Regions from separate parts of the Homo sapiens genome. Here regions 1, 3, 4 and 5 are each linked to region 2. The links are chromatin loops, found by intact Hi-C in ENCODE. Cell type or tissue: GM12878. All regions are shown on one strand.

Region 1 (5,000 bases), 77 kb after region 2:
ATTCTAACACGAAAGCTTATTCTCATTTCGCTATGTTCCACTGGGCCTGATCCAGTCTCAGCCTCAATTCTCCTGTTTGGGTGGTGCTATGTTATCCAGCAAGATGACCCTGCAAAGTCAATGCTGTGTATTCAAGGCACAATAGACAGTCTTCTAGAGGCAGTAGCCTCCACCTAGCACAATATGGTGACAAGGTAGCCCAAGCTGTCTGACCACTTCAGCCCAAATAATTTCACACAAGCATGAAAATTAGAGAAGATGTCATAATGGTGTCAGAGGGATTTGAACCAGAGCAACTCCATCTTGGGTAGGAGCTGGATAAAATGAGGCTGAAACTATTGGGCTGCATTCCCAGACGCTTAAGACACTTAGTCACAGGATGAGATAGCTGTATCTTGTGCCGACCTGTTTGCTGATAAAACAGGTTGCAGTAAAGAAGCCGGCCAAAACCCACCAAAACCAAGATGGTGCTTAAAGTGGCCTCTGACCGTCCTCACTGCTACACTCCCACCACTGCCATGACAGCTTACAAATGCCATGGCAACATCTGGAAGTTACCCTATATGGTCTAAAGAGGGGAGGTATGAATAATCCACCCCTTGTTTAGCATGTCAAGAAATAGCCATAAAAAAAGGCAACCAGCAGCCCTCAGGGCTGCTCTGTCTATTGAGTAGCCATTCTTTATTCCTTGATTTTCTTAATCACCTTGCTTTCACTTTACAGACTTGTGCTTTCTTTCTTTCTTGCAGGAGATCCAAGAACCATCTCTCTCGGGACTGCATCAGGAACCCTTTCATGTAACAATAATGGTAGAAGCACCTGGGATTTGGGAAAATCTTGGAGAGTACTTTGAATTTCTAAAAACCCATGAAAAGGGAGATTTTAAAAATTCACCAAGTGTTACCTAGATCTTTAGGGGTCCAGAGATGCCAACTAGTTTTGGGGCTCCACACCACAATGCAATAAAAAAAATGAGGCTGCTTTGGTCGAAAAGGGAGGTAACAATGTTACAGGCAAGGGGTCCTGATCCAGACCCCCAAGAGAGGCTTCTTGGATCTCGTGCACAAAAGAATTCAGGGGCAAGTCCACAGTGCAAAGCAAAAGTATGTTTATTAAGGAAGTAGCCTAAGTACTGTTAGCCATAGAGTAGGGCATTCCCAAAAGAAAGGGGAATGCATCCACTCTAGGTACAATGCTTGTTTATAGAGAATAAAAAAGATCATGAGGGGCCGGGCATGGTGATTCACGCCTGTAATCCCAGCACTTTGTGAGGCTGAGGTGGGGGGGATCACTTGAGGTCATGCGTTTGAGACTAGCCTACACAACATGGTCAAACAGTCTGTACTAAAAAATACAAAAATTAGCCAGGGGTGGTGGCACGTGCCTGTGCGCCCAGCTACTTGGGAGGCTAAGGCAGGAGAATTGCTTGAACCCGGGAGGTAGAGGTTGCAATGAGCTGAGACTGCACCATTGTACTCCAATCTGGACAACAGAGCAAGACTGCATCAAAAAACAAAACATCTTGATGAGAGACATGCTCTGCTACAAGGATTTGTAATAATTCTTAATTACTACATTTTACAAGAATCAGTATTATCTTCGAAGCGAAATTACGAATCCTTCTGTTCAAGGTATCAGGATAACATGACACTCCCACATCTGGGTCTCTTTAGTAAGCATTGAAGGATGTAATACCTCTTCCAAGATTTTAGCCTGTCAATTGTTAAGTACAATGAGTTCTGACATCCCATCCAAAGAGCCAATCTATCAGTACACGTTCGGCTCCCGTTTTGTCCATTTTAAAGTTTAACTTCCTCGTTCTCATCTCCTTGCCCCTAGTTTCAGTAAACAAGCTTTTCCACCAGTTCTAATCAGTAGGTCACATGTGTTGCCCTGGTCACCTACTCCATCCTGAGTCAACGCTGGTTACCTGCTCTGACTTCAATCATCGTGAGTCACCGGTTCTGTAGCAGTCATTCCTGCTTCTCAGACTTGTACCCACTGCTCTTTAAAATAGCCATTCGGAATTAGCTTACACTGTGGTCCAACCCTAGCCAATAGGGGAATGACAGCAGTAGAGGCTACCTGTCTCAGAAATAAGAACCCCTTCCTCTCCCTTGGTTCAGCTGTGCTCTCGCCATTGCTCCATCTGTAAGTCACCCTTCTATAGAAGTAAAATTGCCTTGAGGAAATTTTCAAGTGCTATTTCTTTTGTGGCATCAATAATTTTTAAGTGTTATTAATCTGTTCCCTTAACCAGAAACATCTAGAGGCCAAGAATAGCTACCAGTCCAGAATGCCGCCTCCCAAGTTCCAGCCTCATTTTCCTAGCCCTCATTCAGGACGGAGTTGCTCTGGTTCGAATGCCTCTGATAACAGACCCAAGAAGTTTCTTACTCATTCCCCCGTCTCCCCAAAGCCCACCCCCGCTGCTTAAAAAAAAAAAAAATTCACTGGGCTACTACATGGTGCTTGAGGTTGAAGTCTTTGAGCCTTGAGATTGTCATTTCAATGCAAATGTTTGTAAATTAGATGAAAGTCACAGATCAAGCCAGATAGAGGGGGAAGAATAGGGGATGTAGACCTTGGCCATGCTCCCAAGGAGAACGGCGGCAGACCAGCAGATGTTAATCATTAATCCGACAAACATTTCGATGCCTCTGCCCTTTGAACTCAAGGGCTGAAGGACAGGGACCAAGACAGGATGCTTGTTCCTTTTCTTTCCACGCCTTCCACCACCTCTTTGTTAAATATAGTGAACTCCAAGTTTCTCTTCAAAGAATCATTATGTCAGTATGTTCAGCTCTCTCATTCTTTGTTCTCCATTTTAACGTTTTTTGTGGTTTTCCTTCACCCCCTTGCCTCTAGATTCAGTGAGCAACTTTCCCACCAGTTCTAATCAGTAGTTCACATCTGTTCCACTGGTCACCTGCTTTGACCTGAGTCACCCTGGTCACCTGCTGTGTCCTGACTCATCCTTAGTCACCTGTTCTGTAACCGTCTTTCCTGCCAAGCTACTCACCCCCACCACTCCGACTCATACCCCTGGCTTTCTTTAAAATAGGCAATCGGAATTAGCTTAGACTGTGTGGTCCGACCTTAGCCAATAGGGGAATGACACAGCAGTAGGGGCTACCTACATCAGGAATAAAAACCCCTTCCCATCCCTTGTTCAGGTATGCCCTCAGTATTGCTCCACTCACGAGTTGCACCCTTCTATAGAAGTAAAAGCTGCAGAAAGTTAAATTTACATTTCAGTGCTATTTCTTTTATGGCACCGATTATTTATAACATCTTGGTCCATGAGAAGCCTTGTGACAGCCACTGTGTTTGGAATCCACTCTCCAAAAAGAAAAGCATCGTGCTCAGGGCCAAAGCTGCAATCATGCACGTGTGCTCTCCTTGGGCACATCGTCTCTTTTCAGACAAGGTTATGCATTATCAGTTTATAACTTGAAATCACAGAAAGAGAACGTTGATTCTGCAGTAACAGTAAGTGTTTAACCGTGTATACTAAAATCTTCATGTGAGAGTCGCAGTTCTCTCATGAATATACCTTGCATTTCACAGTCAGCCAAGTTGGCTCAAGACTCAGGGTAATAAACTCTAAATTACGGTAAGTCTTTAAGTTACATTGAAAAAACCACCAAAAAAAAGAACTTAAAGTCAGAAGAATGGAACCATTTGTCTCTTATCTACCTAGGACCTGGAAGCCCACCCCGCCCCTCCCCCACCGCGCCGTCGAGTCCTCCCAGCTTTGCTTCAAGTTGTCTTGCCTTTCTAGACCTGCCCCGTCTTTCCAGACCGAACCAATGTTCATCCAGCACGTATTGATGGATGTGTTATGTCTCCCTAGGAAGTGTAAAAGCCAGTTGTGTTCTGACCACCTCGGGCACAGGTCGTCAGGAACTCCTGAGAGTGTCACAGACAGGTGTGTTCAACTTTGGCAAAATAAACTTTCTGGATTAACTGCAACCTGTCTCAGATTTTCAGCATTTACAGATGTACACATGCTCACTCTAGAGCCTTTGCTCTTGACCCCTGGGTGCCCCTGCCTTTCACAGACACCTGTGTGCTTTCTGTAGGCAGATCTAGGGAATTCTCTGGCAAGAAAGCATTTAGGAACCTGCCCAGGCAATTCAGTGGTCAGCCAATATGGGGACTGGGAGTTAAATACTAGCTCTCTGCTTTTACCTACTAGTTACAACATTAAGTCGCTACAGAACACCCTCAGTTCACCTCTTAGTGTATCCTTTGAAAAAGGATACACTAATCTCTTTAAATGCATGACTGGTAATCAAATCAGATAATGCGTGTCAAAGCCTTTGAGTTATGATATGCACATATAATCCATTATCATAGTTCTAACAAGTACTTATCACTGGAAAATAGTAAGAAATCTTATTTTTGCCTAAATGGGGCCATCCCCCAAAGTATAAGAGAACCTTGTTACAGAAGATTTAACTACATTGAACGAGTCAGACCAGGCCTGGTGGCTCATGCCTATAATCCCAGCAATTTCGGAGGCCAAGGCACGAGGATTGCTCCAGTTGAGGAGTTTGAGACCATCCCCGACAAGATAGCAAGACCTTGTCTCTACGAAAGTTTAAAAATTAGCCAGGAGTGGTGGCATGCACTAGTAGTCCCCAGATACTTGTGGAGGATCACTCGAGCCCAGGAGATCGAGGCTATGATCTTACCACTACACTCCAGCCTAAAGCATAGGGTGAGACCGTGTGTTTAAAAAAAAAAAAAAAGTTGGGGGGTGGGGGGGTAACTCAGCATTGGAGATACCAAATGACTTCAGAAAATCCTTTTCTCCCATAAAGCAGAAGGGCCAAAGACCAGAAAAACATTAAAGGAGAAGAACCAGAAAACTAATAATACGGAGGACAAAAAAGAATGACGAAACCAATCCTTTCCCTAGTAATTGAAACAATTAACAAGGATATAGCTGAAGTAACTTGGAGCTGAAAATACTCATTTCATGGATCAGAAAG
Region 2 (5,000 bases):
CGCCCCTTTTGTGATGTGTTGATGCATATTTCCACCCCACAGGAGGTGAGACACTAATGTTGCACCTCCCCACCCCCATCCCCAGCAGTGGGGTTCCTGGACAGACTTGTCACATCAGAGAGCAGCCCGTCAGCCACTGCAGCCTTTTGTCCTCATTTCTTACTTTCTTAGCCTCGTCATTATCAACCAGGTATATTATTTGGAGGGAGGAGACACCCCGCTACCTGGACTGACACCCCAAATTGGGGCCTTGGTTCTGTGATCTTCCAGCATCAATAGGCACCCCAAATTTACCTCTGTCGACTGGATGCCTTGGCAAACTCAGGTGCCTGTAGGTCTGGGTGGGTCATATAAGTGAATTAAGCCATTGAGTTGTCAGCAGGGAGTGGTGTGGAGTGCAGCTCATAGGCCCCATCAAAAGGGATCAGCCACTCCTCACCAGGCTGATTCCTGTTATATAGGACTGCAGCTAGCTGGATAGAAGTCCTTGACCTTTTCAAGACGTGGCAGAAATGCACATCTTCATATAAAATCTGATGTTTAAGTTGGTTGGAAACTCCTTTGTTTGCTTAAAACATCTGTGGGCCACATGGGGTCCACTGTACCTTAAAAGCCTTCCAGGGCAAAAGGGGACTTTGGTGCATAAGTCTGTTTAACATGTGAAGCAGTGCAGAGTGAGGGCAGCAGGGGATCCCACTTGACCCCAGGGGATCGCGATGACAAGGTGCTAACCAGGACAGCTCCAACACCAGGCCTCAGGGCAGCGCGGCCTCTGCGGTTCTGACTGAGGTCTTCATAAGAGTGTGGGCTCCATGAGAAAGGGTCCATTGGAGTAATCGTCGGGCTAGAGATGTCTGCTCAGTGCCCAAGCACCGCCGGCACACCTGCCGTCTTTCTCCGTGTGGGAGACGTGCTCCTAATGAGGGCCTCTGTGCCCAGCCAAATGTCCTGGTCTTTGGAGAGGTTTCCTGCACCTCTCACACCTTCTCTGTGGCAGCTTCTTTTGCTTCTTGTCCTCTGTGTAGCCAGCGGCTGCACTCGGTTGCCTGTAGAAAGAACGCAGATTAGGGAGGCTTTGGTTTTTGTTTTCGGGGTTTGTTTTGCTTTTAGCAGCTCAGCAAGAAAAGTGGGTCTTTGGAGGGCAGTTGTGTCAGTTCAGGGAAATTGGTCACAGGTTATTAGGGTTGAAAAAGAAGTCTGGTATTGTCACCTGTTAAATTCAAAAAGCAAATTCCATTCATGGGTAAAATTCACCTGAAGGAGTTCCCTGCAGACGGGCTGTCGGAGGATCTTTGATTCTGCTTTTCTTGGCGTTGCCACTCCCCTGTCACTCACTGCCCCTTGCCCTACTAAACCCAAGTGGCTTTCTTTCTGCGTCTACCCCTCTGGTTTTTAACTAAGGGCAATTTTGCCTTACTCCCCAGTTCCAGGCACAGCTGGGAGTGAATGCAGACATTTTTGATTGTCCCAACCATGGGGGACAGTGCCACGAGAATCTAGTGGGTAGAGGCAAGGGATGTACTGAGCATCCTACACCTCACAGGATGGCCTCCTCCCTGCACAGCAGAGTTATCTGACCTGAACGTCATTAGTGTGAAGGTTGAGAAGCCCAGACCTGGCCTGAGAAGCTGGCTCGTTGGGTCTTATAAAACCAGCTACAAAGCACTGGGACTCCACAGTCAAGAAAAAGAGAGAGGGAGGAGAAACCAACATGTATTTAGCACCCGCCAGGGTCCAGGTATTAGGCCAGGAGCTTTTCATTTCTTTGAGACAGAGTCTCACTCTGTCACCAAGGCTGGAGTGCAGTGGTGTGATTTCAGCTCACTGCAACCTCTGCCTCCTGGGCTCAAGCGACTTTTGTGCTTCAGCCTCCCAAGTAGCTGGGATTACAGGCATGTGCCACCATGCCCAGCTAATTTTTGTATTTTTAGTAGAGATGAGGTTTCGTGTTGGCCAGGCTGGTCTCGAACTCCTGGCCTCAAGTGATTCACCCATCTCGGCCTCCCAAAGTGCTGGGATTACATGAGCCACTGCGCCTGGCCAGCTTTTCATTTATTAACACATCCTTTCTTTGAGGTTAGTGTTACTGTCCCTTTTTTCCAGATGAGGAAACTGAGTCTCACAGAGTGAAGTGGCCAAGCCATAGTCTCACAGCTGGGACGTGGCAGCATGGGGAGTGTGAGCTGGGTATGCACGATTGGCAAGCCTCTACCCTTTGTCACTGTCAGTCACACCAACATGAAGCACTTACAGAGCAGTCTTGAATATCTTCAGGGCTGGGGCTTTCCAGGTCCTGCATTGTAACTGTGGGTCCTCTGTGCCCCTTGTAAACAAAGCCAGGCTTGGTCACGCTCGTCTTCCACCACTGTGTGTCTCCTCTGGAGGTCCTCAGAGTATAGAGGCCGCAGCCACTGTGTAAGCCTTGCCGCCACTTTGGCCTCTCAGTGCTTAGATCGGCCATGGGAGCCCTATTGGTGCTGTCCAAGGTCCTACCCATCTCCCCTTCTTTGAGGTTAATTGAAGAAAGGGCTAGAAAATGGGGCTGGGGAGGGTTAAGGAACTTCTGAGAGCTTTGACCCCGGCTGAGAAAAGGGGTCTTTGATACCTGTTCGACACGCACTCGGAGCTATCCCGTTCCTAATTTGATTGCCCATGAGCTGAGCCCTTTGTCTTCATTCATCTAACACACCCAGGATGTTTTGCCTGGACCAGAGAGAAGGGTGAACACAGCCCAGCTTTGGTGCTGGCACTCGCCTGTGAGCGCAGAATCTCCTGGCTTAGCACACATCACTCAGAAGATAAAGGAGGTTACGGCTTGCTGAGTAAGAACAGGATTTCATGTTTTTTTCTTTTTTATGCATGAGAACTTGCTGTGACAGAGTTGAGGATGTTTTTCTCACTAGCTCGTTCTGGGAAGACAGGTTGAGAAATTACTAATGCAGCAGGAAACAAGCCGTACTGTCAGGGTTGGGGGTAAAGCTTGTTTATGACTTTCACATTAAAGGTACAAGCAGAATGGCCTCATCAGTAAGGAGGGCGGCAGTTGTGCAGGCTTGGGTTTGACTCAAGGCTATGCCGTTTACTTTATCAGTGATCCTGGATTAGAACCTTTAGGGACTTCATGCCTCTATTTTCCCCTCTGTAAAATGGGACTAATTATAGCCCCTACCTCAGAAAGTTGCAGAGTTCACACCTAGCACAGAGAACGCACTAACTAGTTTGGCTGTGGCTGCAGCAGGGGTGTATACAGCTAATTTCTGGGTTCCTTAGATCCAGGGAAGAGCTGGTATTAAGAGGTGTTCAGGGGGCTGGACGTGGTGGCTCACGCCTGTAATCTCAACACTTTGGGAGGTCAAGGCAGGCGGATCAGGAGGCCAGGAGTTTCAGACCAGCCTGGCCAACATGGTAAAACCCCATCTCTATTAAAACTGCAAAAATTAGCCAGGCATGGTGGTGCACACCTGTAATTGTAGCTACTTGGGAGGCTGAGGCAAGATAATCGCTTGAGCCCGGGAGGTGGAGGTTGCAGTGAGCCGAGATCACAGCACTGCACTCCAGCCTAGGCGACAGAGTGAGAGAGAACCCGTCTTAAAAAAATAAAATAAAAAGAGTTGTTCAGGGCATGGGGGCCGGGGGAGCACACAGCAAGCACATTCACTGAGCATATTTAGGAGACGATGTAGATTTATCCATGTATCTCCACCCACGGTCAGTCCCTTTCCTCCCAGCTGTTGGTGAAATGGATCTCAGAGGCTGGGACTCTGGGATCTTGTTAGCATAAAGATGCCATCCCCCTGGCCAGCCCCTAAATTGCTGAGCTTAGAGACCAGACTGCAAGGTGCCAGGCACACCCAAAATAATGTACCTTCTTTTCACCTCAGGAAACTGGTTAGTGTGGTACATGTTTGGATTTTAGTATAGTGGCTAAGCCAAAGCTCTGTTAGTAAATTCCTACAGGAGCTCATTGGCAACTTGGTGCATGACAGAAAGAGCAAGACTTTGAGCCAAACAGACCTGGGCTCAAATTCCAGCTCAACTACATAGCAGCCTTGTGAACTTCACCTCTGCCTCAGCATCCTCATCTATAAAATTGGTGATAGTGGCAGAGATTTCACAGGCTTGTTGGGAGGATTAAAGGAAATATTACCTACTATGGAGCTTCTCGAAGGGAAGCAATTTTGACTTTGTTTTTACTTCTTTGTTCAAACTCTCACTTCAGTCCCAAAATGATTGAGTTGGCAGCTTAGATATTATTACAGTTGTTTGCCCTACTTCATGTCTTTTTTAAACATTGGAGCATCTGAAACTTCACTTTGGAAAAAGGGAAGCAGAGTAGGTATTTTTGGCACAATGACCTCTATCCTATGTGGGGTTTGTTTAAACAAAAAAAAGTAATAAAATATCTCCTATATCAGAGAGGTGTGTCCACAGCATATAAGAAGTTGTCTGGCTGGGCATGGTGGCTCACGCTTATAGTCCCAGCTTTTTGGGACGCTAAGGCAGGAGAGTCACTGGAACCCAGGAGGCAGAGGTTGCAGTGAGCTGAGATCGTGCCACTGCACTCCAGCCTGGGCAATAGAGCAAAACTCCGTTTCAAAAAAAAAAAAAAAAAAATTGTCTGCCATTTATAGACCAAAATCGTCCTGTCCTGCTAAAGTATAATCGATCTTGGTGACAGCTTTCTTCTCAGTGGGCTAAGCAAATTCACAGCTTTCTGCATTTCCCCTTGCATTTTTTTATTTTTGAGACGGAGTCTCACTCTGTCACCCAGAATAGAGTGCAGTGGTGTGATCTAGGCTCACCGCAAGCTCTGTGTTCTGGGTTCATGCCATTCTTGTGCCTCAGTCTCCCTAGTAGCTGGGATTACAGGGATCTGCCACCACACCTGGCTAATTTTGTATTTTTGTTTTTTAGTAGAGAGGGGGTTTCACCATGTTAGCCAGGATGGTCTCGGTCTTCCAAAGTGCTGACATTACAGGCGTGAGCCACCGCGCCCGGCC
Region 3 (5,000 bases), 80 kb before region 2:
CGAACTCAGATGCATTCTCAGAATCATCCCCCACATGACCACCATCTTCCCCAGGCAACCACCACTGTACACTAGAGTAGGCAGGTAGCTCTAGACTTGGCAGGTTTGCCATCCTTGCTGGAAATCCTTACTGGCGGTGTGACCCTGGGCACATCATATAACCCCAATTTATTTCCTCTTAAACAAAATGCAGATGCCTAATGCCTACTTTGCAGGGTTGTTGTGAAAACGAAGAGAAGTAAAAACAAACAAAGTGGCTGTCATGGAGTCCAGCTGGAGTAAGGGCTCAGTAATTTTTTTTTTTTTTAAGAAATGGGGTCTCACTGTGTTGCCCAGGCTGGTCTTGAACTCCTGGTCTCAAGCAGTCCTTGTGCCTCAGCCTCCCAAATTGCTGGGATTAGAGGCATGAGCCACCTCGCTGGCCCTCAGTAATTGTTCCTTTTCTTGCTTTTTGCATAAAAGTTACCCTTCAAAGACTGCAGTGGGACTTGTGGTTCATTTAATTCTGCTTGATATTGTCATTTATCTTTTCAGCTGTATTTGTTTGAGTCCTCAATAAGACTGTAGGCATTTAGATGGCAGGGAAGGTATCTTTGGAATTTTTTTTGTCCCCTGGCCTTCCATCAAGATGTGGTAATTGGATGTATAGGAGTGTGGCAGACACTGCTAGTTGCTTGCTGAAAATAGCCATGGGTTTTTTTTGTTGTTGTTTTTTTCCTTATCTCTTAGTAACAGAGCCCTGGGCATTATGCCCACATAGAAAATAGTAAATTTCTCAGCTTCCCTTGCAGCTACATATGGCCATGTAACTAAGATCTGGCCAGTAAGATATAGGTAGATGTATTGGTTGTGGCTTCCCAGAAAGGCTGCTTATACCTCATCTGCGTGGTACATGCCTTGCCTTTCTGCTTCTTGTTGCCTAGAATTGAGATATGATAGGTGGAACTCCAGCAGCCGCCTTGGGCCATGTGGTAACCTGGGGGATGGCAACTCTGCAGCTAAGATCGCAGAGCAGAAAGATGGACGGCCTCAGTCCCTGATGACTAAGGAGAGCAGCCATCCCAATTCTGGACTGCCTCCCTGCAGACTGCTTGTCCATCAGAAAAGAAGCCCCAAGTGATTAGACCCCAGCTATTTTGGAACCAAATGCGATTCCTACCTGATGCAAAGAGCTCTTTGAGTAGAGGCTGAGAGAACTGCTGCCCAGAACTCTAGAGGTGACATAGCACATGGCGTTTAGGGACTTATAGTCAACAGCTAGTTATGAGTTTCCATGGGCCACAGGTGCTGCTGGCGAATGTGGCTTGCTGCTCAGTTGAAGAGCGAACATCGAAAATAACCCGAAGAGAGAGGTGAGGAAGAACAGATCAGGCAGGGCCCTGCAAGCCACGTCTGGGAATTTAGACTTGAGCTTGAGTGCAGTGGCGCATCATTGGAGGAATGAATTTATTTATTTATTTTTATTTTTTATTTTTATTTTTTGAGATGGAGTCTCACCCTGTCACCCAGGCTGGAGTGCAGTGGCGTGATCTCGGCTCACTGCAACCTCTGCCTCCCAGGTTCAGGCACTTCTGCCTCAGCCTCCCAGGTTCAGGCACTTCTGCCTCAGCCTCCCGAGTAACTGGGACTATAGGCATGCACCACCATGCCTGGCTAATTATTTCGTGTTTTTAGCAGAGATGGGGTTTCACCATTTTGGCCAAAGTGGTCTCGAACTCCTGACCTCAAGTGATCCACCCGCCTCGGCCTCCCAAAGTGCTGAGATTACAGGCATGAGCCATCACGCCTGGCCCGTTGGAGGACTTTAATTTACACTTGGGAACCATTGCTCTGGCTGTGGTGTGGAAAAGGAGTAGGAGGCAAGATAGCTGGTTTTGTCCCTCCTGACAAAGGTTTCCTCCTCCTTCTAGACGACCTGAGTCTGTTAGCCAGCTCCAAGACGCCCTTCTCCTTGGTAGAACCCCACCGAGTCTGATTTGGGTGGCAAGTTAGAGCTTGGTCTACGCCTGGGGTTTCTAAAGCCCCCACACCTCGTGGCCCTTTTGGCTGGGACTTCCAGACCCTGGGTCTACCCCATCAAGGACTTTTTTTTTGAGAACCTCCAGCATTCCTGGTCAGCCACACACCAGGCAAGCCCTGCATACCGGCTTGGCCAGCACCCGCCGTGGCTGTAACTGACCTCTAGGTGGCGGTGGCCACCTGCTGCCACTCTGGCTCCCAGAGCCCTGGCCAAGGAAGTCCTCTTTCTCCCCACATTAGCCAGTGTTCCTTGTCTCTTCCCTCCCTGAGTTGTGGATCCCGGGACCTACCTGTTTCTTCCTCTGTCTTAGGTGAGACTTTTCTGACTTCCCAGTTTTCGCTGCTATGAGTGTCGGTAACTTCATCCAGTAGGCTTTGCAAAGTCTTTATTTGTGCAGAAGGCTGGAGGAGGTGTCACAGTGCCACACACAGAGACTTGCATATGCAGACCTTGGTCTTGACTGTCAGAAGCGTCCATCCTTTGCTCACTGCCAGATGCTTATAAGCAAGGATAGATGAGATGTAGGTGGCCCGGTATGGAGGGTAAGCCCTCCCTCCTTCCTTCTTTCCTGCTTGCCTTCTTGTTTCCTTCTCTTCCTTCCATTTATCCATCCATCTACCTACCCACCCATCTAGCACCCGTTGGGCATCTCCAGGAACTGAGGGCTCCTAGGGGTTTCCATCTTGGTTCTTGCCCTCAAGGAATTCATTGCATAGTAAAGATGAAGACTTGTAAAGGTACAATTGCAAGTAAATGTTCAGGTGATGTTCATTTATTCATCTGTTCATTTGTTTGTTCATTCATTCATTCATAGTATTGAATATCCATTATTTCCAGGCACTGGTCTGGGTACTAGGGCATAGTGAATAAGACTCTGGTCATGTACTCCCAAGAATATGTATAATTAGTATTTGTCAATTAAAAGAATAAAATCTTAAAATGTGCAGAGCTTACGTTCAGTGGAGAGAGGACAGCAAGCCATCAATAAATAAAGTCTTGATATGTACCACAGATTGAGGTCAGCAGCTGCGATTGCCTGCCATTTCAAATGATTCATCTTGTAAACAGACAGTGTCAACCTATGGCATCAATAAATACAGCACGATACTGGAAAAAACTAGGCAAGATAATTGCTCATTATACCAAATGCTGTGAAGAAGCAGAGAGAGAATGATGGTAGAGGATAGTTTTGGGGTGGGGTAAGGGTGTATACTGGGTGGCATGTGTGCACGTGTGTGTGTGTGTGTGTGTGTGTATGTGCATCTGGCGAAAGTGATGTATACCTGGTGGGGCAGTGTGTGAGTACTTGGTAGTGTGTGCACCTGGTAGTGTGTGCATGGATGAGCATCTGATGGGGTGTGTGCATGTGTGCCTGAAGGGATACGTGTGTGAGTACTTGATAGTGTGTGCACCCGGTAGCATGTGTATGTATATGTATCTGGTGGAGTATGTGCATGTGTGCCTGGGGGGATGTGTGAAATTGCCTCCTTTCAGGGAGAGGATGCATTGGGATTGTGAGCTTTTCCAAAGGTGGAAAGGTTCTGAGCTGCTGGCCTTCACAGAGACGTACCTAGGTTGATGGGAGCTGCTCAGGAGCACCCTCTGAACTCCCAGAAGGCCCGGGGCATTAGCATCTTGTCTGCCGATGGCCTCCAGAGAGAACACTGTGCATCTCAGGACCAAAGCAGTGTTTGAGTTGCATTGACAGAGTTGATTGTGATACTCGAGGCTTCCTTTGCCATAATGCCACCCTCTTCTAGTGGGCAGTAAGCTGTGATGTCAGACCAGACCCCTTTACCCTTTTCTTCTCCTTACTAAGTAGCAATACATTCAGGGCAGGTCAAGTCACATTGTGTGTTCATGTAGCATTTAAGGAGAGTTCAACCCCTTTCCAGAATTGCTAATAACAGTACAATAAACACCGGTCATGCTTTATGCATGTGTTATGTCACAACCCTCTTAGGTGGGTGCTAATACTATCCCCGCTCTATAGATGCTAAAACTGATGCTCAGAAAGGTAAGGTAGGTTGGCCAGGGTTGTCCAGCTGGCAGGTGGTGGAGTCGGGGGTTAATTGAGGCAGCAGTTCCCACAGCCTGCACTTTAACCTCTGTTCTCTGGAGTGGGGCCTCCCCACTCTTAGTGATTGGGAGGCATCTGTCTGTGTTTTGCAGAGATACGGCAGGTCTCAAGAATGGCCCACACTATACCTCAATGCCTTGTCTAGAGCCTGAGCTCTTTCTCTACTGCTTCAGGACAGGGTGGTCTGGAGGAAGAACACAGATTAGGTGGGGGAAAAGACAAAGGTTCAAATCACGTCTCCACCACTCACTCTGGGTCTTTGGGCAAGGCCCTGTTCACACCTCATTTACCCATCATAAAAAGACTTGGACCAGGCAAAATGGCACACGTTAGCCTCTGCCGTGGTGCTTTGCAAGCCTGCAAGATGGAAAAATGTTCATCCCAGCCCCATCTTGTATGTGAGGAAATTTTAAAACAAAATTGAATGCTATCTTACGGGCATTGTTATGAGAGAGAAATGAGTACATTGGGTAAATTAACTGTATTACGATGTTTGTGGTCTGCATACGGGTGCAATTTGATTGCGTGGGGAGACAAAAGAGGGTTCCTCGTGATGACTAATACATCTCTTTAAACATACATTAGAGAGAGGTGCAGAGAGTGTGCCTATCACATCTGAAATGTTCTATTGTTCTGTTTGTTTTTCATTACTCTGAAATGATTACTGCAAAAATTCCTAAATTGGATGCTTTTCAAAGAGGAAGATTAAAGACCATAAGCACAGTCTTGCAGCTGTGCAAAAAAGACTGTGCATCTGTAGATGGATGGAGAGCCTTAACAGCTTCACCTTGGGCTCTGCACTGCACGTGGAGAAACCTCAGGCCCATTGGGAAGTGGCAGCCACGTTCCATCTGTGAGCCCAGAGGGACCTTAGTTGGCATTTTGTAGCATATCTGCCCC
Region 4 (5,000 bases), 210 kb after region 2:
CAGGTATATACATATGTCAACATTTATTAAATTGCACACTTCAAACGTGTGCAGTTCATTGCATGTTAAATATAACATATAACCCAATAAAGCTACTGAAAAACTGTTCACTGTGTGCGCATTTTTAAATGTCTGCCAATTATATCTCCATAAACCTAAAAGAGGAACACCACGCAGTGCCCGTCTCACACCCAAGAGACTGGTCAAAATTAGAAGCCCAACAACTGAAAGTGTCGGTGAGGAAACAGCCAGTGGACATTCGCACACATTTCTGCTATGCGTATAAATTAACATACCATTTCGTAGACAAAATCTAGCAATATCCTGGAATGCTGAAGTGATTATTCCAGAATCTCTTGCATATGGGCACAGTAACAAAGGAGAAAGCTCACTCATAGTGGCATAATTTGTGGTAGCAAAAGGCTGAAAACAACCTATGCCCAAACACAGCACAATGGTTAACTAAATTGTGTTATACTCATATATGGTAATACTCTACAACAATGAAAATAAATGAACTAGAATGATCCATATGAATGATCCATATGAATACAGAAGGCTTTCTAACATACAGGGAAACAAATCTGTAAAAGAAAATATGTGAGATACGATACCATTTACACACAGTTTAAAAACATGTGAAATAAGCTTATATATTTCTGAGGAATACATACAAATATTAAAAGCATACCTCAGAGATATTGCAGATTCAGTTCCAGGCCACGACAATAAAGTATCTCAATAAAGCAAGTCACACAAATTCTTTGGTTTCCCAGTGCATATAAAAGTTATATTTACACTCCGCTGTAGTCTATTAAGTATGCAAGACTGGCCGGGCGCGGTGGCTCATGCCTGTAATCCCAGCACTTTGGAAGGCTGAGGTGGGCGGATCATGAGGTCAAGAGTTCTAGACCAGCCTGACCAACATGGTGAAACTCTGTCTCTATTAAAAATAAAAAATTAGCCGGTTGTGGTGGTGCACGCCTATAATCCCAGCTACTCAGGAGGCTGAGGTAGGAGAATCACTTGAACCCAGGAGGCAGAGGCTGCAGTGAGCAGAGATCTCACCACTGAACTCCAGCCTGGACAACAGAGCGAGACTCCATCTCAAAAAAAAAAAAAAGTATGCAATAGCATTATGTCTAAAAAAAATACATACCTTAATTAAAAATACTTTATTGCTAAAAAAAAAAATGCTAGCAATCATCTGAGCCTTCAGTGAATCACAATCTTTTTGCTAGTAGAGGGCCTTGCCTTGATGTTCATGACCTCTGACTGATGAGGACGCTAGCTGCTGAAAGGTGGGGTGGCTGGGGCAATTTCTTAAAATAAGACAACCATGAAGTTGTCTGTATCAACTGACTCTTCCTTCCATGAAAGATTTCTCTGTAGCATGTAAAGCTGTTTTGTTTAATAGCATTTCATCTACAGAATGTCCTTCCAAATTGCAGTGAATTATCTGAAACAATGCCACTGCATTGTGAGTTTATGGAATACTCTAAATTCTTTGTTGTCATTTCAGCAATGTTCGCAGCATCTTCACCAAGAGTAGATTCCATCCCAATAAACCACTCTCTTTCTTCATTCCATAAGACGCAACTCCTCATCTGTTCAAGTTTTGATCATGAGATTGCAATTCAGTCACATCTTCAGACTCCACTTTTAATTCCAGCTGTCTTGCTATCTCTACCACATCTGCAGTTCTGTCTTCTACTGAAGTCTTAAACCCTTCGAAGTCATCCATGATGACTGGAATCGACTTCTTCCAAACTCCTGTTAATGTTAATATTTTAACCTCCTCCCACGAATCACAAATTTTGTTTGTTTGTTTGTTTTAGATGGAGTCTCACTCTACACCCAGGCTAGAGTGTAGTGGTGCAATCTCAGCTCACTGCAACCTCCGCCTCCCAGGTTCAAGTGATTCTCCTCTCAGCCTCCCAAGTAGCTTGAATTACAGGCATCCGCCACCATACCTGGCTAATTTTTGTATTTTTAGTAGAGACGGGGGATTTCATCATGTTGACCAGGCTGGTCTTGAACCCCTGACCTCAAATGAGCTGCCTGCCTTGGGCTTCCAAAGTGCTGGGATTACATGCATGAGGCACCGCGCCTGGCAGAATCACGAATGTTCTTAATGGCATCTAGAATGGTGAATCCTTTCCAGAAGGTTTTCAGTTTACTTTGCCCAGATCCATCCAAGGAGTCACTATCTATGGCAGCTACAGCTTTATGAAACGTATTTCTTAAATACATTAAACGTTTCTGTTGTGGAGATGGCTTCTTTCCTTAAACCTCGTGAACCTTAGACTTTGGCTTAAGGGAATGTTGTGGCTGGTTTGATCTTCCATCCCGACCACTAAAACTTTCTCCATATCAGCAATAAGGCTGTTTCACTTTCTTATCATTTATGTGTTTAGAGGAATCGCTAGCACTTGTTAGTTTCCTTTAAGAACTTTTCCTTTGCAACCACAACCTGGCTGTTTGGCACAAGAAGCCTAGCTTTCAGCCTCTCTCAGTTTCTGACATACCTTTCTCACTAAGCTTAATCATTTCTAGCTTTCTATTTAAGGCAAAGGATGTATGACTCTTCCTTTCATTTGAACGCTTAGAAGCCAGTATAGGGTTAGTAAGTGACCTAATTTCATTATTAGTGTGATTCAGGAAATAAGGAGGCCCCAAAAGAGGGAGAGAGACAGGGAAATGGCCACTCAGTGGAGCAGTCAGAACACACCCATTTATCTATTATATTTGCCACCTTAAATGGACATGGTTTGTGGCACCCCAGAATGATCACACCATCAAAGATCACCGATCACAGATCACCATAACAGATATAGTAAAGAAGAAAAAGTTCAAAATATTGCAAGAATTACCAAGATGTAAGAATATGCTGTTGAAAAAATGATGCTAACAGAGGCCGGGCGCAGTGGCTCACGCCTATAGTCCCAGTACTTTGGGAGGCTGAGGTGGGCGGATCACTTGCGGTCAGGAGTTTAAGACCAGCCAGGCCAACATGGTGAAATCCTGTCTCTACTAAAAGTACAAAAATTAGCCAGGCGTGGTGCCTCATGTCTATACCAGCTACTCGGGAGGCTGAGGCAGGAGAAATCCTTGAACTTGAGAGGTGGAGGTTGCAGCGAGCCAAGACTGTGCCACTGCACTCCAGCCTGGGTGACAGAGCAAGACTCTGTCTCAAAAAAGGAAAAACAAACAAACAAACAACAACAACAAAAAAAACAGAAAAAATGATGCTGGATGCATGGTTGCCACAAACCTTCAATATGTAAAAAAACACAGTATCTATAAAGTACAATCAAGAGAAGCCCAATAAAATAAGGTATGCCTGTAATAAAAATATAGAGAGATACAATCAAAAACCCAAAACTCTTAAAGATAATACTTACCTCTGGAGGGAAGCAGAGGAATGTTCTCAGGGAGAGGTGGCTACCTTCCTATCTAATAACCCTTCTTTTTGTTGGCAGCAAGTGTTCCAGCAGAGTGTTCTTAAGGAAATTAACAGTGCTACTCCAGTAAACACACAAATGATAGGAAAGTGAAACAGCCTTATGGCTGATATGAAGAAAGTTTTAGTGATCAGGATAGAAGATCCAACCAGCCACAACATGAAAATATATTACATTTTTCAGTACAATTCTGGTCTCTAGAGTAAAAGTCATTGGATAGACCTCCTTGAAAAGTCCTTTTGCTACTGACCTTTCCTCCTTCGTAGAATACAGATGTGATGGCTGCAGCTCCTGCAGCCATTTTGTAAGCACAAAGACAACAGCCATACCCTAAAGATGAAGGAGCAGAAAGCTAGGAAGTCCCGGGTCCCAGGAACCCATGTCTCCAAATGTCTCATTACCTGAGAGAAAAATAAACTCTTAACATATGCCACTGTTCTTTGCATTTTCTTGTCACATGCCCTTATCCCTAACTAAAACTGGCACACAGGAGGCTTAAATAGGACTGATAATGTTTTACTTCTGAAGCTGGCTAGGGATGCATGTGTATGCGTTATATTAATCTTTAGACTATTTTTGGTGTTTTTTTATGCTTTTCAGTTTTTCTAAGATGCTGAAACATTTAAAACTTAAAAAGAAATTGTAGCCCAATACCTAATCCTCAGTAAGATTTTCAGGACTCAGTGATAAAATAAATGAGAAATGTCTGTGCTAGGAAGCTCTGAATAGGAAGTAAAAAGCAAGCTTCCTAGAGCCACCAAAGTCATAGAATTCAAACCCAGTTTTGTCTGACTCCCCAGGTCAAAGCATTTCCCACTCTATCCCAAATTACTGAGCACAACTTTGCTTTGAAGATTAAAGCTTCCTCGTAATAAACTAGTTCTGGTTTATAAACTTAAACACAATGAGAATAGAGCAGAGGTTAAAGTGCTGTTTGAATATAAAAAGGCTCCTGCTTTCTTTAAGAAAGTCTATTAAAAAAACATCACAGGCTGTAACTGGATTTTGGTGTGAAAAGCATCTTCTGGCTCTTAAAAAGCCTAATTGATGTTAGTTTATGACATAAACTGGCTCCTGAATCACTGTTAGGGGTTTAATGAGTTGTCATGCTTGATAAGAAACTCTTATGTTATCTCCTACTCTACCACACGAAATATGGAAGCTTTGTTTAATCTTGACAGCCCTCACTTAATTCTCTCTAACGGCCTTCTGTTCAACCACAGTTGCCTTTAGATTGTTGGGAATAAATCAATCTGTGTCAGCTCTGAGTAGATCAAATTTATTAAATTCTGAAAATCAGTTAGAAGTCTATCCTGGCAGGTAAACAAATGAATAAAAAGACAGTATGTAATGGTATGAAAATTTATATATATAGTATATATATTTATATTATATATTATGTATATGTTTATATATTATATGATATATAATATATATTTATATATATAAAATCTTGCAAACTAAAACACATGCCAAAAATGAAGTGCTTTCAAAAACTGCACCAGAATAAAATAAAAACAAAGAAAAACATTTGGA
Region 5 (5,000 bases), 280 kb after region 2:
TAATACTCATACTGGATTGGAGTGGGCCCTAAATCCAATGACTGATATCTTCTAAAAAAAATTTTTGGCCAGGCACGGTGGCTCATGCCTGTAATCCCAGCACTTTGGGAGGCTGAGGTGGGTAGATCACTTGAGGTCAGGAGACCAGCCTGGCCAACATGGTGAAATTCCTTCCTTACTAAAAATACAAAAATTAGCCAGGCGTGGTGGCAGGTGCTTGTAATCTCAGCTACTCAGGAGGCTGAGGCTGGAGAATTGCTTGAACCCAGGAGGAAGTGGTTGCAGTGAGCCGAGATTGCATCATTGCACTCCAGCCTGGGCAACAAGAGTGAAATTCCATCTTAAAAAAACAAACAACAACAAAAAAATTATAGAGTGTTCCTTCTCTTGTTTCCTAAGAAAAGGAACACATGTCTGAATCTGTCAAGTCTTGCTGGTTTTTATCTTCCCAAAGCACTAGCTTGTTTTTTTTTAGATTTTGTTTGTTTGTTTGAGATGGAGTCTTGCTCTGTCACTCAGGCTGGAGTGTAATCTCAATGGTGTAATCTCAGCTCGCTGCAACCTCTACCTCCTGGGTTCAAGCAGTTCTCCCTGCCTCAGCCTTCCGAGTAGCTGGGATTACAGGCACCTGCCACCATGCTTAGCTAATTTTCTTTCTTTTTTTTTTTTTTGTATTTTTAGTAGAGATGGGGTTTTGCCATTTTGGCCAGGCTGGTCTCAAACTCCAGACCTCAAGTGATCCACCCACCTCGGCCTCCCAAAGTGCTGGGATTACAGACGTGAGCCACCAGGCTTGGCCTAGCCTGTTTTTTTTTTTTTTTTTTTTTTAATTGAGGATATAATATTCTGGAGAAATAAGGTCTGTAGCTAGAGGCACTCCAACATCAGGATTCTGGATTTTCTCTCTTCAGACTCTGAGCATATTAGTCTCAATTAGTGGTTCTTAATCCTGGCTGCACATTACAATTTCCTGGGGAGCTTTTCAAGCATATTCGTCCTAAGACTTCACTCTGGGAGTTTCTGATTGGATGTCATGTTGCCCAGCTGGTCTTTAACTCCTCGGCTCAAGTGATCCTCTTGCCTAGGCCTCCCAAAGTGCTGGGATTACAGGCATGAGCCACCGTGCCTGGGCTGATGTCTTTTAAGAAGAGAAGAGGACACACAGAGAAAGCAATGTGAAGACAACCACAGAGATTAGAGTGTGTGGCTAGGATGCATCTATAAGACAAGGAATATCAAGGATAACAGAAAACACCAGAATCTAGGGCCCAGCATGACGGCTCACGCCTGTAATCCCAGCACTTTGGGAAGCTGTGGTGGGAGAATTGCAGCCTGGGCAACATAACGAGAACCTGTCTCTGCAATAAAATTTTAAAAATTACCTGAGTGTGATGGTGTGCACTTGTGGTCCTAGCTACTCAGGAGGCTGAGGCGGGAGAATTGCTTGAGCTTAGGAGGCAGAGGTAGCAGTGAGCTGAGATCACACCACTGCACTCTAGCCTAGACAACAGAGCAAGACCATTAAAAAAACAAAACTGGTTGGGCGTCGTGGCTCACACCTTTAATCGCAGCACTTTGGGAGGCTGAGGTGGGTGGATCACCTGAGGTCAGGAGTCCAAGACCAGGCTGACCAACATGGAAAAGCCCTGTCTCTACTAAAAATACAAAATTAGCTGGGCATGGTGGTACAAGCCTGTAGACCCAGCTACTTGAGAGGCTGAGGCAGGAGAATTGCTTGAACCGGGGAGGCAGAGGTTGCAATGAGCCGAGATTACACCACTGCAATCCAGCCTGGGCAACAAGAGTGAAACTCCCATCTCAAAAACAAAACAAAACAAAACAAAACAAAACACCAGAAACTAGGAAGAGGCAAGACAAGGAAGGATTCTCCCCTGGAGCCTTTAGAGGAAGTATGGCACCACCAATACCTTGATCACAGACTCCTGGCCTCCAGATATGAGAGTGAGTCTATTTCTGCTATCTTAAGTCACCCAGTTTGTGGTACTGTATAATGGCAGCCATGGGAAACTAATACAGATTGTTATTGTTGCCATTTGATGGATGAGAAATCTGAGGCAGCGTGAAGGATGCAAAGAAGTTAGACGTGGGTCCCACCACCAGGGCTGTGGGAAGGCATCACACGTAGATTGAGAGCTTGGAGGCCACAGAACTGGGTAGCATCTCAGCCCCACCACTGGCCATATAACCTTGAATAAGTCCCCTAGTCTTTCTCAACCACAGTGTCTTCATCTTCAAAATGAAATACTTCATAGAGTTTTGGGGGAAATGAAATAAGAAACTGCAGGAAAACACACATTGACCTGCACGTGGTTAGCTCTCAAAAATGGTACCTGGGCCAGGCACAGTGGCTCACGCCTGCAATCCCAGCACTTTGGGAGGTGGAGGCAGGCAGATCACTTGAGGTCAGGAGTTTGAGACCAGCCTGGCCAACATGGTGAAACCCTGTCTCAACAAAAAATACAAAAATTAGCCAGGCATGGTGGTGCGTTCCTGTAATCCCAGCTGCTGCTAGGGAGGCTGATGCAGGAGAATTGCTTGAACCCTGGAGAGGGAGGCTGCAGTGAGCTAAGATCGCGCCACTGCACTCCAACCTGGGCAACAGAGCGAGACTCTGTCTCATAAAAAAAGTAACTGTTATTATTATCAGCATTAAACATTAATTTACATCAATAATTAATTTATTAATTAAATTAATTTATATTAATTAAAATAAGTTAATTTATATTAAATGTTAAATACATTATTTAACCTGTATGAAATAGATGAAACTGGCCAGGATGCTTTCAAGAGGGGGAGGAATCAGAATTTACTTCTGATCTTGTGCTCTGCCTTCATCCCCTTAATGTGGCTCAATTGCGATCTTTGGTCAACAAAGTCAACTGGCGGAAAGGGAGGAGGGTCTTGCGCGCCCCCTGGAGGTGAGAGTGGGTAACAGACTGTGCGAGGAGGGAAGGGAAGAGAATACATCCCTGGGTGGTTAATGGGGCCAGATGGTGGAGAACCTTGAGTACTAGTGTATTAGTCCATTTTCATGCGGCTAATAAAGACATACCCAAGACTGGGTAATTTACAAAGGGAAGAGGTTTAATGGACTCACAGTTCCACATGGCTGGGGAGGCCTCACAATCATGGTGGAAGGCAAAGGAAGAGCAAAGGGATATCTTACGTGGTGGCGGGCAAGAGAGCGTGTGCGGGGGAACTCCCATTTATAAAACCATCAGATCTCATGAGACTTATTCACTACCACGAGAACACTATGGGGGAAACCGCCTCTATGATTCAATTATCTCCACCTCTCCCTGCCCTTGACACGTGGGGACTGTTCCAATTCAAAATGAGATTTGGGTGGGGACACAGCAAAACCGTATCAGCTAGGTAGAGGAGCTGTTTTAAGACAGACAAACCATGGTTGTGGTTGAAAGGAACTGAGCATGAGGAGAGCAACTGAGCCCTGAAGTGGCTAAATGTAAGGGTCTGGAAGTCGGAATGAAGAAGAAATGAAGGGAGGGATGCAATGAGAAAGACAGCAAGACAGAAATCACAGGCTTGGGTTTCTAGCCTGAGAAAATCGAGAAAAAATGATTCTGCTCTTAGAAATGGGATACTGGGAAAAGTCAATTTTATCTTAAAAAAAAGAAGAGAAAGAAAGAAAAAGAGTCTGGGCGCCATGGCTTATGCCTGTAGTCCTAGCATTTTGGGAGGCCAAAGCAGGTGGATCACCTGAGGTCAGGAGTTTGAGACCAGTCTGGCCAACATGGAGAAACCCCATTTCTACTAAAAATACAAAAATTAGCCGGGTGTGGTGGTGTGCGCCTATAATCCCAGCTACTCAGGAGGCTGAGGCAGGAGAATTGCTTGAACCTGGGAGGCGGAGGTTGCAATGAGCCAAGGTCACTCCACTGCACTCTAGCCTGGGTGACAGAGCAAGACTATGTATCAAAAAAATAATAATAAAATAAAATAAAATAAAGAAATAATGAAAAATATTTAGTTTTCTTTTTTTCCTTTCTTTTCTTCATTTTTTGAGACAGGGTATTGCTCTGTCATCCAGGCTGGAGTCCAGTGGCACAATGTCAGCTCACTGCAGCTTTGAACACCTGGGCTCAAGCAATTCTCCCACCTCAGCCTCCCAAGTAGCTGAGACTAAGGTGGGTGCCACCACACCTGCTAATTATTTTCCGTAGATACGAAGTCTTGTTATGTTGCCCAGGGTGATTTCAGACTCCTGGGCTCAAGCGATCTTTCCACCTTGGCTTCCCAAAGTGCTGGGATCACAGGCATGAGCCACTGCATCTGGCCCATGATTTAATTTTTGAACAAGCAGATTTTGAGGGATTTTGAAGTGAGAAAAGCCGAATTCTGGTTATGGCTCTGCCAAATGTGAACAATGAACCCATCACATAACCCTTCTGAGCCCAAGCCACTTGATCTTTAAAAAAAGAGGGCACTGGCTGGGCATGATGGCTCACACTGGTAATCCCAGCACATTGGGAGGTCAAGGTGGGTGGATCACTTGAGGTCAGTAGTTTGAGACCAAACTGCCCAACATAGTGAAAGCCCGTTTCTACTAAAAATACAAAAATTAGCTGGGTGTGGTGGCGCATGCCATTAGTCCCAGCTATTCGGGAGACTGAGGCATGAGAATCGCTTAAACCTGGGAGGTGGAGGTTGCAGTGAGCTGAGATTGCACCACTGCACTCCAGCCTGGGTGACAGAGTGAGACTCTATCTCAAAAAATAAAAATAAATAAATAATGGAGGCACTGCGTTAGATCAGAAGAGCAAATGGGTAGCAGATATGGTTTGTTTATTCTACACAGGGTTTTACATTTTAATTTTCTAGCAACATTTGACAATTGGGAGATGATACACAAAAGCTCAGACTTGTGCCTCCAGAAACTGGCAGAAGCTGATCCCTGTAGATAGGACATGTGGTCCCCTGTTTTTCCACAGCCCCCACCATGCCCTATTGTATTCCTG

Evidence for each region. Hi-C counts contacts between places; a loop is a spot of excess contacts. Peaks named below come from ENCODE experiments on the same cell type or tissue, not always from the same donor. Only the 100,000 strongest peaks of a DNase experiment are listed, where the experiment ranks them.
Region 1: a loop joins it to region 2, with 2.4 times the contacts of the local background. A loop is called at or near these places in 2 of 110 quality-filtered maps.
Region 3: a loop joins it to region 2, with 3 times the contacts of the local background. A loop is called at or near these places in 4 of 110 quality-filtered maps.
Region 4: it touches region 2 in a loop (5-fold over the local background); 2 of 110 quality-filtered maps call a loop at or near these places.
Region 5: it touches region 2 in a loop (4-fold over the local background); 4 of 110 quality-filtered maps call a loop at or near these places.

Annotation. Positions count from the first base shown.
Region 1 is chr16:12,610,878-12,615,877 of GRCh38, forward strand. SNX29-AS3 (SNX29 antisense RNA 3) reads right to left here and starts at 265. Exons shown (of 4, transcript XR_007064988.1): 1 at 1-265. RefSeq lists a cis regulatory region at 1,729-2,108 and enhancers at 2,269-3,468, 2,599-2,738, 2,919-3,078. In GM12878, no CTCF peak of the experiment used is centred here; DNase peaks (open chromatin) are centred at 2,594 and 2,914.
Region 2 is chr16:12,533,390-12,538,389 of GRCh38, forward strand. All of the region lies in intron 20 of SNX29 (sorting nexin 29), which reads left to right. It also overlaps a transcript of SNX29-AS3 not described here. Among named protein-coding and RNA genes, the nearest start is that of SNX29-AS3, 75 kb to the right of the region's middle. In GM12878, a CTCF peak has its summit at 2,382; DNase peaks (open chromatin) are centred at 2,382 and 2,872; H3K4me3 peaks cover 751 bases; H3K27ac peaks cover 3,691 bases.
Region 3 is chr16:12,453,256-12,458,255 of GRCh38, forward strand. The region is part of intron 18 of SNX29 (sorting nexin 29); the gene reads left to right. Among named protein-coding and RNA genes, the nearest start is that of SNX29-AS2, 83 kb to the left of the region's middle. In GM12878, a CTCF peak has its summit at 2,194 (motif pointing right); no DNase peak of the experiment used is centred here.
Region 4 is chr16:12,747,774-12,752,773 of GRCh38, forward strand. All of the region lies in intron 2 of CPPED1 (calcineurin like phosphoesterase domain containing 1), which reads right to left. All of the region lies in intron 1 of LOC105371090 (a long non-coding RNA gene), which reads left to right. Among named protein-coding and RNA genes, the nearest start is that of MIR4718, 30 kb to the left of the region's middle. In GM12878, no CTCF peak of the experiment used is centred here; a DNase peak (open chromatin) is centred at 2,538; H3K4me3 peaks cover 620 bases; H3K27ac peaks cover 1,268 bases.
Region 5 is chr16:12,816,607-12,821,606 of GRCh38, forward strand. No RefSeq gene overlaps it. Among named protein-coding and RNA genes, the nearest start is that of CPPED1, 15 kb to the left of the region's middle. RefSeq lists silencers at 343-543, 2,929-3,008. In GM12878, a CTCF peak has its summit at 2,935 (motif pointing left); a DNase peak (open chromatin) is centred at 2,875.